Regions from separate parts of the Homo sapiens genome. Here region 1 is linked to region 2. Evidence: read pairs that join two places in POLR2A ChIA-PET (ENCODE). Cell type or tissue: Panc1. All regions are shown on one strand. Links, peaks and the distances in the headings refer to the core of each region. The heading gives the core; the rest is flanking DNA. Region 1 overlaps RABGAP1L (RAB GTPase activating protein 1 like). Region 2 has its middle 68 kb from the start of RC3H1-DT.

Region 1 (5,382 bases), core at 174-5,173, 100 kb before region 2:
ACAGGCGTGAGCCACCGCGCTCAGCCAAGTTGTCTACTTTTAACAGCACAATTTAAGAATGTAACAAATGTGGCAGTTAAAATTTTTAAAGATGTAAACATTCGAGGTTTGATTTGTTAAGAATAACTGTTAAGGATAACAGTTATCCTTTTATTACTACTATTTGCTAAACCAGAAACTACTACTATAAACCAGAAAGTTCTGGGCATTTTAGTCATGTTTATGTTCGCAGTCATCACTCAACTGTATTCCCACCTTACAAATGAAGGAATACGTTCAAAAGAGTTAATTTGTTTTATTTAATATAGCTAATTAAAATACATAATTCAGTCCAGATCTGAAGCAACCAAATCAATCTCACTTTGTGGTGGTCTGTCTCCTACAGTAACGACAGCATTGTCAGGTGCCCATCTGAAGCCCAATGGTGACATGCCTGCCTAGTTTCCTGCCCAAAGTGTTTATGTGAAGGGACTCTGGCAAAAAACCTATTCCTTTGTTCTCCTATTTTCATGTGGGGGCTTTCACTTTTTGCTAGGAGTGCAATACTGTAATATTCACCACATTTTCTAACTCACCTTTACCAGTAATGAAGCTCAATACTTTATTTTGATCCATGTTTGGCTTATTGTTTCTCTTCTCTGTTAAGAAATCAGAGGCTGGGTGCAGTGGCTCACGTGTGTAATCCCAGCACTTTGGGAGGCCGAGACAGGTGGATCACCTGAGGTTGGAAGTTCGAGACCAGTCTGGCAAGATGGTAAAACCCTGTCTCTAATAAAAATACAAAATTTAGCTGGGCATGGTGGCATGTGCCTATAATCCCAGCTACTTGGGAGGCTGAGGCACAAGAATCACTTGAACCTGGTAGGTGAAGGTGCAGTGAGCCAAGATCATGCCACTGCACTCCAGGCTGGGCAACAGAGTGACAGACTCCATCTCCAAAAAAAAAAAAAAAAAAAACACCTCAGACAGGTGGATAAGTGACTCAATTAGACTCTCTTGAACCTCCAACTGCCATGTGTTACGCAGTTAGAGAAATAATCAAGGTTTGAGATCAAGCAGATATAGTTAATGAAACACACTGACAACATAAAGAGAATTACAGGAATGAGTATTATCATTTACAGAATAAAACCACTAACATAAATGTTCTAAGTTCAATTATAACATTTCAGAGAAAGTCTATTTTTGAACATACCTTTACTTCCATCTATGAAATTTTTAGACCATTCAGTCTAATACTCTAACCACTTTGAAAAAAACTAAGTCAATATCACCTGCTTTTACTGCTGCACAGAAAGCAGACTCTAGTATAAATGCATTCAGTCCTACATTCTAATTCCAATTTTTAGTCTGGCCCATCTTTCCACTGATTAATGTAGATGTATTTCTAGACCTTTGCTTACTCTGATAAGCTAAATCCGAACATTTCCCTGTGCACTGACTGTTCCTGAGTCAGTGTGTCTCTATTATTCCAGGAATGTCTCAGCTTATGCCCCAAGCATCTTCTAGCATTATTCTCTACGCACTGGCTAATAAAAACCATCAGGGCAGTAAGCAAGCTGATTAAAGCATACCAAGCAGTTATAAGACCTGGGTTAAAGCCAAGAAGAAAGCAACAGGAATGTGGCAGGAAAAGGAGGAAGCAGCTAATAAATGTTTAATTAGCAGCTACTATATGATCCCCTCCCAAAAAAAGTATGGGTACACATTATTGGCCCAATTTATGAGGGTAGCAGACTCAAATTAAGTAATTTTCCCCAAGGCTATACTACACGTAAGAGGGAGAAAAGTAATGCAATGTTTCATGATCTGACTGGCCAATCTTTTTTTCTCAAACTGGTGACGTACATCTTCAGGCATAAACTGAAACATACCAGGGATACACTAAGAAAAAGAAAGTAAGTGCTAAACCAGGTATGTAGTGTCAGCTCTCTTCATTCACCCCAGTTTTCAAAAATCAACAGACAAACAGGAAATGATTTTTGTTTTTCCTTTTTCTGGCAGTAATTCAAATATTTCTATATTTTTATTAACAGTATGCAATGAAATGCAAAATTCACACACATTCCTGAGATAAAACACAGAATTTAAGAAATTTTCAAGCTATTATAAGGTACAGGCATACCTCATTTTATTGTGCTTCACTTTATTGTGCTTTTTCATTATTATTCTATCTGTTCTGGTGATCTGTGATCAGCGATCTTTGGTATTACTATTGCAATAGTTTACAGGTGCCACAAACCGCACCTATCTAAGACAGCGAACTTCAGAGTTTAAAGTCTCTGTGTGTTCTGCCTGCTCCACCAACTAGCCGTTCTTCCATCTCTTTCCCTCTCCTTGGGCCTCCCTATTCCTGAAACACAACAATATTGAAAATAGGCCAATTAATAATGCTACAATGGCTTCTAAGTGTTCAAATGAAAGGAAAAGTTGCAAGTCTCTCATTTTAAAGCAAAAGCTAGAAATGATTAAGCTTACTGAGGAAGGCAACATGTTGAATGCGGAGACAGGCCAAAAGCTGGGCCTCTTGTACCGGTCAGTGAAGTCTGAATGCAAAGATAAAGTTCTTTTAAAAAATTTAAAGTGCCAGTCCACTGAACACACAAATGGTAAGAAAGTGAAACAGCCTTTTGCTGCTGAGTAGAAAGTTTTAGTGCTTTGGATAGAATATCAAACCAACCAACCATTGTCTTAAGCCAAATCCCAATCCAGAGCTAGGCTCTAACTCTTCAATTCTAAGCAAGGATAAAAAGGGTAAGGAAGCCGCAGAAGAAAAGTATGAAACTAGCAGATGCTGATTCATGTCATTTATCTTAGTCTGCTTTCTATTGCTTATTAAAAAATACCTGAAACTTGGTAATTTATAAAAAAAAATGATTTCTTACAGTTATGGATGCTGAGAAGCCCAAGGTAAATGGGCAGCATCTGGTGAGAGCCTTCTTTCTTTCTTTCTTTCTTTTTTTTTTTTTTTTTTGCAACGGAGTCTCGCTCTGTCACCAGGGTGGAGTGCAGTGGTGTGATCTTGGCTCACCGCAACCTCTGCCTCCCGCGTTCAAGTGATTCTCCTGGCTCAGCCTCCCAAGTAGCTGGGACTACAGGTGCACGCCACCATGCCCAGCTAATTTTTGTATTTTTAGTAGAGACGGGGTTTCACCATGTTGGCCAGGATGGTCTTCATCCCCTGACCTCATGATCCACCCGCCTCGGCCTCCCAAAGTGCTGGGATTACAGGCGTTAGCCACTGCACCCAGCCAAGGGCCTTCTTTCAGGTGGGGACTCTCTGCAGAGTACTGAGCAGAACGGCAGAACAGGGAATCACATGGCAAAGAGGCTGAATATGCTAGCTCAGGTCTCTCTTCCTTTTTTCTTTTTGTTTGGAGACAGAGTCTCATTCTGTCACCCAGCCTGGGACTACAGGTGGCACTACAGGCACACACAACCACATCCAGCTAGTTATTTTTTTAGTTTTTGTAGAGACAGAGTCTCACTATGTTGCCCAGACTGGTCTCAAACTCCTGGGATCAAGCAATCCTCCTGCCTTGGCCTCCCAAAGTACAAGGATTACAGGCATGAGCTACTGCATCCAGCCCCTTTCTCTTCTTAAAAAGCAATGAGTCAGTCTCACTCCCATGATAATCCACTAACACATTAATCCATGAATGAATTCATGAGGGCAGAGCCCTCATGACCCAATCACCTCTGAAAAACCACACTTCTCAATATTGCCACAATGGAAATTAAGTATCAACAGAAGTTTTGGAGGGGAGAAATATTCAAACGATAAGCGAGGTTTAAAGAAAAGCCATCTCCATGACATGTAAGTATAAAGTGAAGCAGTAAGTACTAATACAGTAACAGAAGCTGCAGTAAGTTATCCAGAAGATCTGGCTAAGATAATTGATAAATGTGGCTTCATTAAACCACAGATTTTCAATGTAAACAAACAATCTTCTACTGAAAGAAATGCTATCTGCCGGGCGTCGTGGCTCACGCCTGTAATCCTAGTGCTTTGGGAGGCAGAGGTGGGTGGATCACAAAGTCAGGAGGTTGAGACCATCCTGGCTAACACAGTGAAACCCCGTCTCTACCAAAAACACAAAAAATTAGCCAGGTGTGGTGGCAGGCGCCTGTAGTCCCAGCTACTCGGGAGGCTGAGGCAGGAGAATGGCGTGAACCCAGGAGGCGGAGCTTGCAGTGACCCAAGATCACACCACTGCTCTCCAGCCTGGGCAACAGAGCAAGACTCCATCATAAACAAATAAATAAATAAATGCTATCTAAGACTTTCATAGCTAGAGAGAAGTCAATGACTGGCTTCAAAGCTTCAAAGGACATGCTGACTCTCGTTAGAGGCTAACACAACTGGTGACTTTAAGTTGTAGCCAATGTTCATATCCCATTCCAAAAATCATACGGCCCTTAAAAATTATGCAAAATCTACTCTGCCTGTGCTGTATAAATGGAACAACAAAGCCTAAATGACAGCACATCTGCTTAGAGCACTGTTTACTGAGTATTTTAAAACCATTGTTGAGACCCACTGCTCAGGAAAAAAGATTTCTTTCAAAATATTATTGCTCATTTACAATGCACCTGGTCACTCAAGAGTTCTAACGGCAAAGTACCAAGCTAAACAGGAAAAAGAGAAGACACAAAAGTGTTAAAAACCCTAATAATTAGATATGTCTGGATTAACAAATCCATAAAACTTTCTCCAACTCTCCCAAAGAATCAATCACTCCCTCTACAGTGCTTATACAACACTTGACATAATTTATATTCCTACTCTAGCATTTATCGTATCACATTATTTATATGTATCTCATCAATTACAATTATTTCCTCTAAGACAACCACCATGCTTTATTCATTTTTGTATTCCCAGAAAAGTATAAGAAACATACCAGCTGATAATACTTATTTTATGAACAGGTTAAATTTATACACTTCAAAGACCAAAATAATTTCTGTTAGAGAAATTTTGATCTTCCTAAGATCATTTCAGCACGAGAATTTTAAAAGATTTGAATTAAATTAGCCAACCAATACAAATACCAAATCCAAATCCACTTTACAGCTAATGGAATTTGAAAGGCTAATTTCCTCACCCATAATCAAGAAACCACACTCTATAGACCTAATATAAAGACAAACACTAAACACTTACTGCCCATAGTCTTTATATAAAGTATACCCTGCTATATCAGAGAATTTCTGGTCATGCAAAAACAAAAGTGGGATTAAAGAAGAAAACCTTTACAAATGATGCCTTCCTTTTTGTTTATCCCAGCACACCTTATTAAGGCCAACAAATCTTAAGACATAACAATCAGAATTATAGTATATTAGTTTAGTTTTAATTATCTATATTTCAGTTCTGTT
Region 2 (5,382 bases), core at 89-5,088:
AGGGATATCTTGCAGGAGGACCAGGTTTAAGGGAAGGGCTAAGTTTGGAATATTTTGAGTTTGAGGAAGCTAGGAATCATTCAAGTAGACAACTAGTTATATGAATCTGAAGCTAAGGGACAATATCTTTCTCAGTATACAGGTCTTGGAGTTAAAAACAATTGTCAAAAAGATTAGCCTAAGAATGTTCATAGAAGCTTTATTCACAAAAACCAAAAACTGGAAACAATCCAAATGTTCAATGGGAGAATGAATATACATACTGTGGTACATTTGTATTATGGAATACTACTCTGTAATAAAATAATAAACTATTGATATATATATATAATACAATAGGTGACTTCAAAACAACATCATATTAAGGAAAAAAAGCCAGAAAACACTACATATTTTATTATTCTATTTGTGTGAAGATTAAGACTAGTAAAACTAGTCTATAGTGATAAAAATCAAAATAGTTGTTGCCTGGAGTTTTTGGGCAGTAGGAGGGGGTGTTGGTGGCAAGGAGGAGGATGAGGGGATTAACTGGAAAAGGGCTGGAGGGAACTTGCTGTGTTGACAGAAATGTTCTGGGTTTGTCTTGACTGGGGTGTTTTTTACACAGAAGGGTATATTTGTCTTAACTCATCAGATTATATACAAAAGATCTGTGCATGTTACTGTATGCAAATTATATCTCAGTAAAATTAATTAGTGAAAAATAAATAAAAAGCACCCAGGAGAGAATTTCCACAGGTTCCTACCATCATCATATCTACCCATCCTATATCTGTGCCCAGGTACTGCCTTTCCTCCTGTTTATAAAAATGAACTGTCTTTTCTCCTAAAGCCACTCTTCCATTGCAACACTATATCCCATTCCTTCTCATCTCACCTCATTGATGACATTACTCTGGTAATTCTCCCTTCACCCTCCTGCATCAGTTTTTCTGTCTCTACTGGATCATTCACATGAGCACAGAAACATGCTGAAAAATCCCCCATTCTAAAAAGAGAGAGATGTCCTCCTTTGACCTGACATCCTCCTGCAGCTTACATTCCATTTCTCTACTTTTGATACAACAAAATTCTTCATAAGTGTTGCCTGTATTTTCTGTCTACAAGTTCCTTCCGTGTCTTCTCTTAAACCTACTCCAGTTAGGGTTTTGCCCTCGTCACAACTCAAACTGCCTGCCAAGGTCACCAATAACCTTTTTGTGGCCAAATCAAATGGTTAACTCTCAGACCATTGATCTTTCTTTTCTCCGCTAAATACATTCTACACTTGCTTCAGGGTTTGTTTTCCTCTTACCTCACTGGCCATTCTTCCTTTGCTGATCCATTTCCCTCAACCCGATCCCTAAATATTGGGTTTGGCCCTTGCAACTCTTTTCTTTCCTATCTATGCTCACTGTCTTGATGGTCACATCCAATCTTGTGGCTTAAATACAATCTATATTCTGACAATATCCAATTAAAAAAAAAACAATTCTCTCCTCAAGACCTGCATCAACCCCAAACTCACAATAATAATTAATTCCCAGTATAGCTCAGAGGGAAAATTACAAGCTCTACTGAGTGAGAGAAAATACTATATACACAGAAAATGCAGCAGTTGAAGGATAACTTGTATTGTCAGAAATTTGGGGAGCATATTGACAGTATATTCTAAAGGTATTAGTCCACAGAGAAAAAAATATAAGGTTGGATCTGGCTAAATTTATTAATATAAATATGGAGATTTAATATGTTTAACTGCCTGGGTGTAACTAACAATTTGCTTGGTTGGTTAGCAGGACTGACTTCAATAGTGGCCTATAGTGAATGAAATTGAGATGCCATCCCAGCACTTTGGGAGGCCGAGGCGGGTGGATCATGAGATGAGGAGTTCAAGACCAGCCTGGCCAAGATGCTGAAACCCCGTCTCCACCAAAAATACAAAAATTAGCTGGATGTGGTGGTGCACGTCAGGCACACCACCGAGTAGCCTAATCCCAGCTACTCAGGAGGCTGAGGCAGAAGAATCGCTTGAACCCGGGCGGTGGAGCTTGCAGTGAGCCGAGATCGCGCCACTGCACTCCAGCATGGGTGACAGAGTGAGACTCCGTCTCAAAAAAAAAAAAAGAAAGAAATTGAGATGCCAGTACTTCTTTGGTATGCTCTAGGAATTAAACCTCAGGCTTAGGGAAATGAGTATGTTAGAGCAGATATGATCATCCACATACCAACCATACCTCCTGGAGGCCTAGAGGGTATTCTCTTCACCAAGCCATTAATAAATTAATAAATATGAAAAATTAATCATTTAATAAATGCCTGGGTTGGGAGCTTCAGTATCCTTTTAAAGCTCTGTGTTGGCTGTATTCCGTAGGTCAGTGATGACGGTCGGAAATGTTGCCATGAAATTAGGAATCCCTGATTGCAATGGAATAATAGAATCCTGGTGTGTAGAAGGCCAGGTGGCAGCATTTAATCATCAGAGACAGGATAGATGCAATTACCACATTAAGCTGCAGAGAGGAAATGTTAATCAAGTACTTTAACCCAAGAGATTTGTGGCAATAATTAATTACAAGGTTCCTGGGAATGAAACAGGTGGGCAGCCCATCAAAGTTTTGCTTTAGAAAAATTCTAGGTCTTCCCTTCTTGCCTCCCAGTTACCTTGGCAGCTGCTTTTGTTTGGGGGCCATCCCACACCTAATGCAGGAAGATGGTGCTTGCAAAGAAGATTAAAAAGTCAGTGGAATGGATCAACTCTAGGCTTCTACTTGTTATAAAAAGTGGAAAGTACATACTGGCGTACAAGCAGACTCCAAAGATGATCAGGCAAGGCAAAGCAAAATTGGCTATCCACACTGAAAACTGTCCAGCTTTGAGGAAATCCAAAATAGAGTACTATACCATGTTGACCAAAACTGGTGTCCATCACTACAGTGACAATAATTTTGAATTGGGCATAGCATGTGGTAAATACTGCAGAGTATGCATGTTGTCTATCATTGATCCAGACGATTCTGATATCGTTAGAAGCGTGCCAGAACAGACAGGCCACCACCTTGACCATTCAGGCTTCTCAGCCAGTCCAGCCTGTGGGCCTTGGAGAGCCCAAACTGATCAGGGGCTGAAAGGTTCTCCAACACAGCACAGCTGCTCTACCAAAAAGCAGCCAGACTGCTTCTTTAAGTGGGTCTGTGATCCCGTTCCTCCTAACTGGGTGAGACCTCCCAACCAGGGACTCCAGCCATCTCCTACAGGTGCATTCAGGCTGACAATAGATTAGTACCCTCCCTGCGATGCAGCTTCCAGAGGAAGGGGCAGGCTGCCATTTTTGATGTTTCACAGCCTTCATCAGTGATACCTTCAGGTACAGGAAAAACAAAGGTGACTAGGGTCTGGAGCAGACCCCCAGAAAACCGCAGCAGCCCTGTGGAAGAGTGGCCAGATGGTTAAAAGAAAAACAAACAAATAAACAGAAAACAACAACAACAAAGAAAACAACACAAAAATCCCACCAAAGGTCAGCAACCTTGAAGATTGAAGGTGGATAAGCCCACAAAGAAAAGAAAGAATCAGTGCAAAAACAATAAAAACTCAAAAAGAAAGGAAGATGACACAAAAACAAATGGAAAAACATTTCATGCTCATGGATAGTACGAATCAATATCATGAAAATGGCCATACCACCCAAAGCAATTTATAGCTTCAATGTTATTCCCAATAAACTATCATTGACATTCTTCACAGAATTTAAAAAGAACTATTTTAAAATTAATATGGAACCAAAAAAGAGCCCAAATAGCCAAGACAATCCTAAGCAAAAAGAACAAAGCTGGAGGCATCATGCTACCTGACTTCAAACTATACTACAAGCCTACAGTAACAAAAAGAACACGGTGCTGGTACAAGAACAGACACATAAGCCAATGGAACAGAATAGACAACCCAGAAATAAAACCACACACCTACAACCATCTGATCTTTGACAAGCCTGACAGAAACAAGCAATGGGAAAAGGATTCCCTATTTAATAAATGGTGGTGCTGGGAGAACTGGCTAGTCATATGCAGAAAATTGAAACTGGACCCTTTCCTTATATCATATAAAAAAATCAACTTGAGGTGGATTAAAGACTTCAATGTAAAACCCAAAATCATAAATACCCAAGAAGAAAATCTAGGCAATACCATTAAGGCACAGGCACAGGCAAAGATTTTATGATGAAGATGCCAAAAGCAATTGCAACAAAATCAAAAATTGACAAATAGGATCTAATTAAACTAAAGCACTTCTGCACAGCAAAAGAAAAGATCAGAATGAACAGACAACCTACAGAATGGGAGAAAATTTTTATAATCTATCCATCTGACAAAGGTCTAATATCCAGCATTTACAAGGAATGTAAACAAATTTACAAGAAAAGAAAACAACCCCATTAAAAAGTGGGAAAAGGACAAGAACAGACACTTCTCAAAAGAATACATACATGTGGCCAAAAAACATATAAAAAAGGGTTCAACATTACTGATCATTAGAGAAATGCAAAACAAAACCACAATGAGATACCATCTCACACCAGTCAGAATGGCTATTGTTAAAGTAAAAAAAAAAAACTGATGTTGGCAAGGTTATGGAGAAAAAGGAACACTTTTACACTGTTGGTGGGAGTGTAAATTAGTTCAACCATTGTGACAGACGGTGTGGCAATTCCTCAAAGACCTAGAAGCAGCAGAAATACCGTTTGACCCAGCAATCCAATTACTGGGTATATACCCAAAGGAATATAAGTCATTCTTTTTTTTTTTTTTTTTTTGAGATGGAGTCTCACTCTGTCACCCAGGCTGGAGTGCAGTGGTGTGAACTGGGCTTACTGCAACCTCCGCCTCCCAGGTTAAGCAATTCTTGTACCTCAGCCTCCCAAGTAGCTGGGACTACAGGTGCATGCCACCATGCCTGGCTAATTTTTGTATTTTTAGTAGAGACAGGGTTTCACTATGTCAGCCCGGCTGGTCTCAAACTCCTGACCTCAGGTGATCCACCTGCCTTGGCCTCCCAAAGTGCTGGGATTACAGGCATGAGCCACTGTGCCCAGCCCTCATTCTATTATAGATACATGTATGTGTATGTTCATTGCACCACTATTTACAATAGCAGAGACATAGAGATGCCCAGCAATGATAGACTGGATAAAGAAAATGTGGTACATATACACCATGGAATACTATGCAGTCATAAAAAAGGAATGAGATCATGTCCTTTGCAGGGACATGGATGGAGCTGGAGGCCATTATCCTCAACAAACTAATGCAGGAACAGAAAACCAAATACTGCATTTTCTCACTTATAAGTGGGAGCTGAATGATGAGAACACATGGACACATGGCGGGGAACAACACACACTGA

What was found. ChIA-PET counts read pairs that join two places held together with the same protein. Peaks named below come from ENCODE experiments on the same cell type or tissue, not always from the same donor. Only the 100,000 strongest peaks of a DNase experiment are listed, where the experiment ranks them.
Region 1: POLR2A ChIA-PET joins it to region 2 with 5 read pairs; 3 of 35 experiments call an interaction of 5 or more read pairs at or near these places.

What each region holds. Positions count from the first base shown.
Region 1 is chr1:174,187,894-174,193,275 of GRCh38, reverse strand. All of the region lies in intron 1 of RABGAP1L (RAB GTPase activating protein 1 like), which reads right to left. Among named protein-coding and RNA genes, the nearest start is that of RABGAP1L, 31 kb to the right of the region's middle. In Panc1, for the core only: a CTCF peak has its summit at 3,537; no DNase peak of the experiment used is centred there; H3K27ac peaks cover 3,982 bases.
Region 2 is chr1:174,087,783-174,093,164 of GRCh38, reverse strand. It overlaps the pseudogene RPL30P1. Among named protein-coding and RNA genes, the nearest start is that of RC3H1-DT, 68 kb to the right of the region's middle. In Panc1, for the core only: no CTCF peak of the experiment used is centred there; no DNase peak of the experiment used is centred there.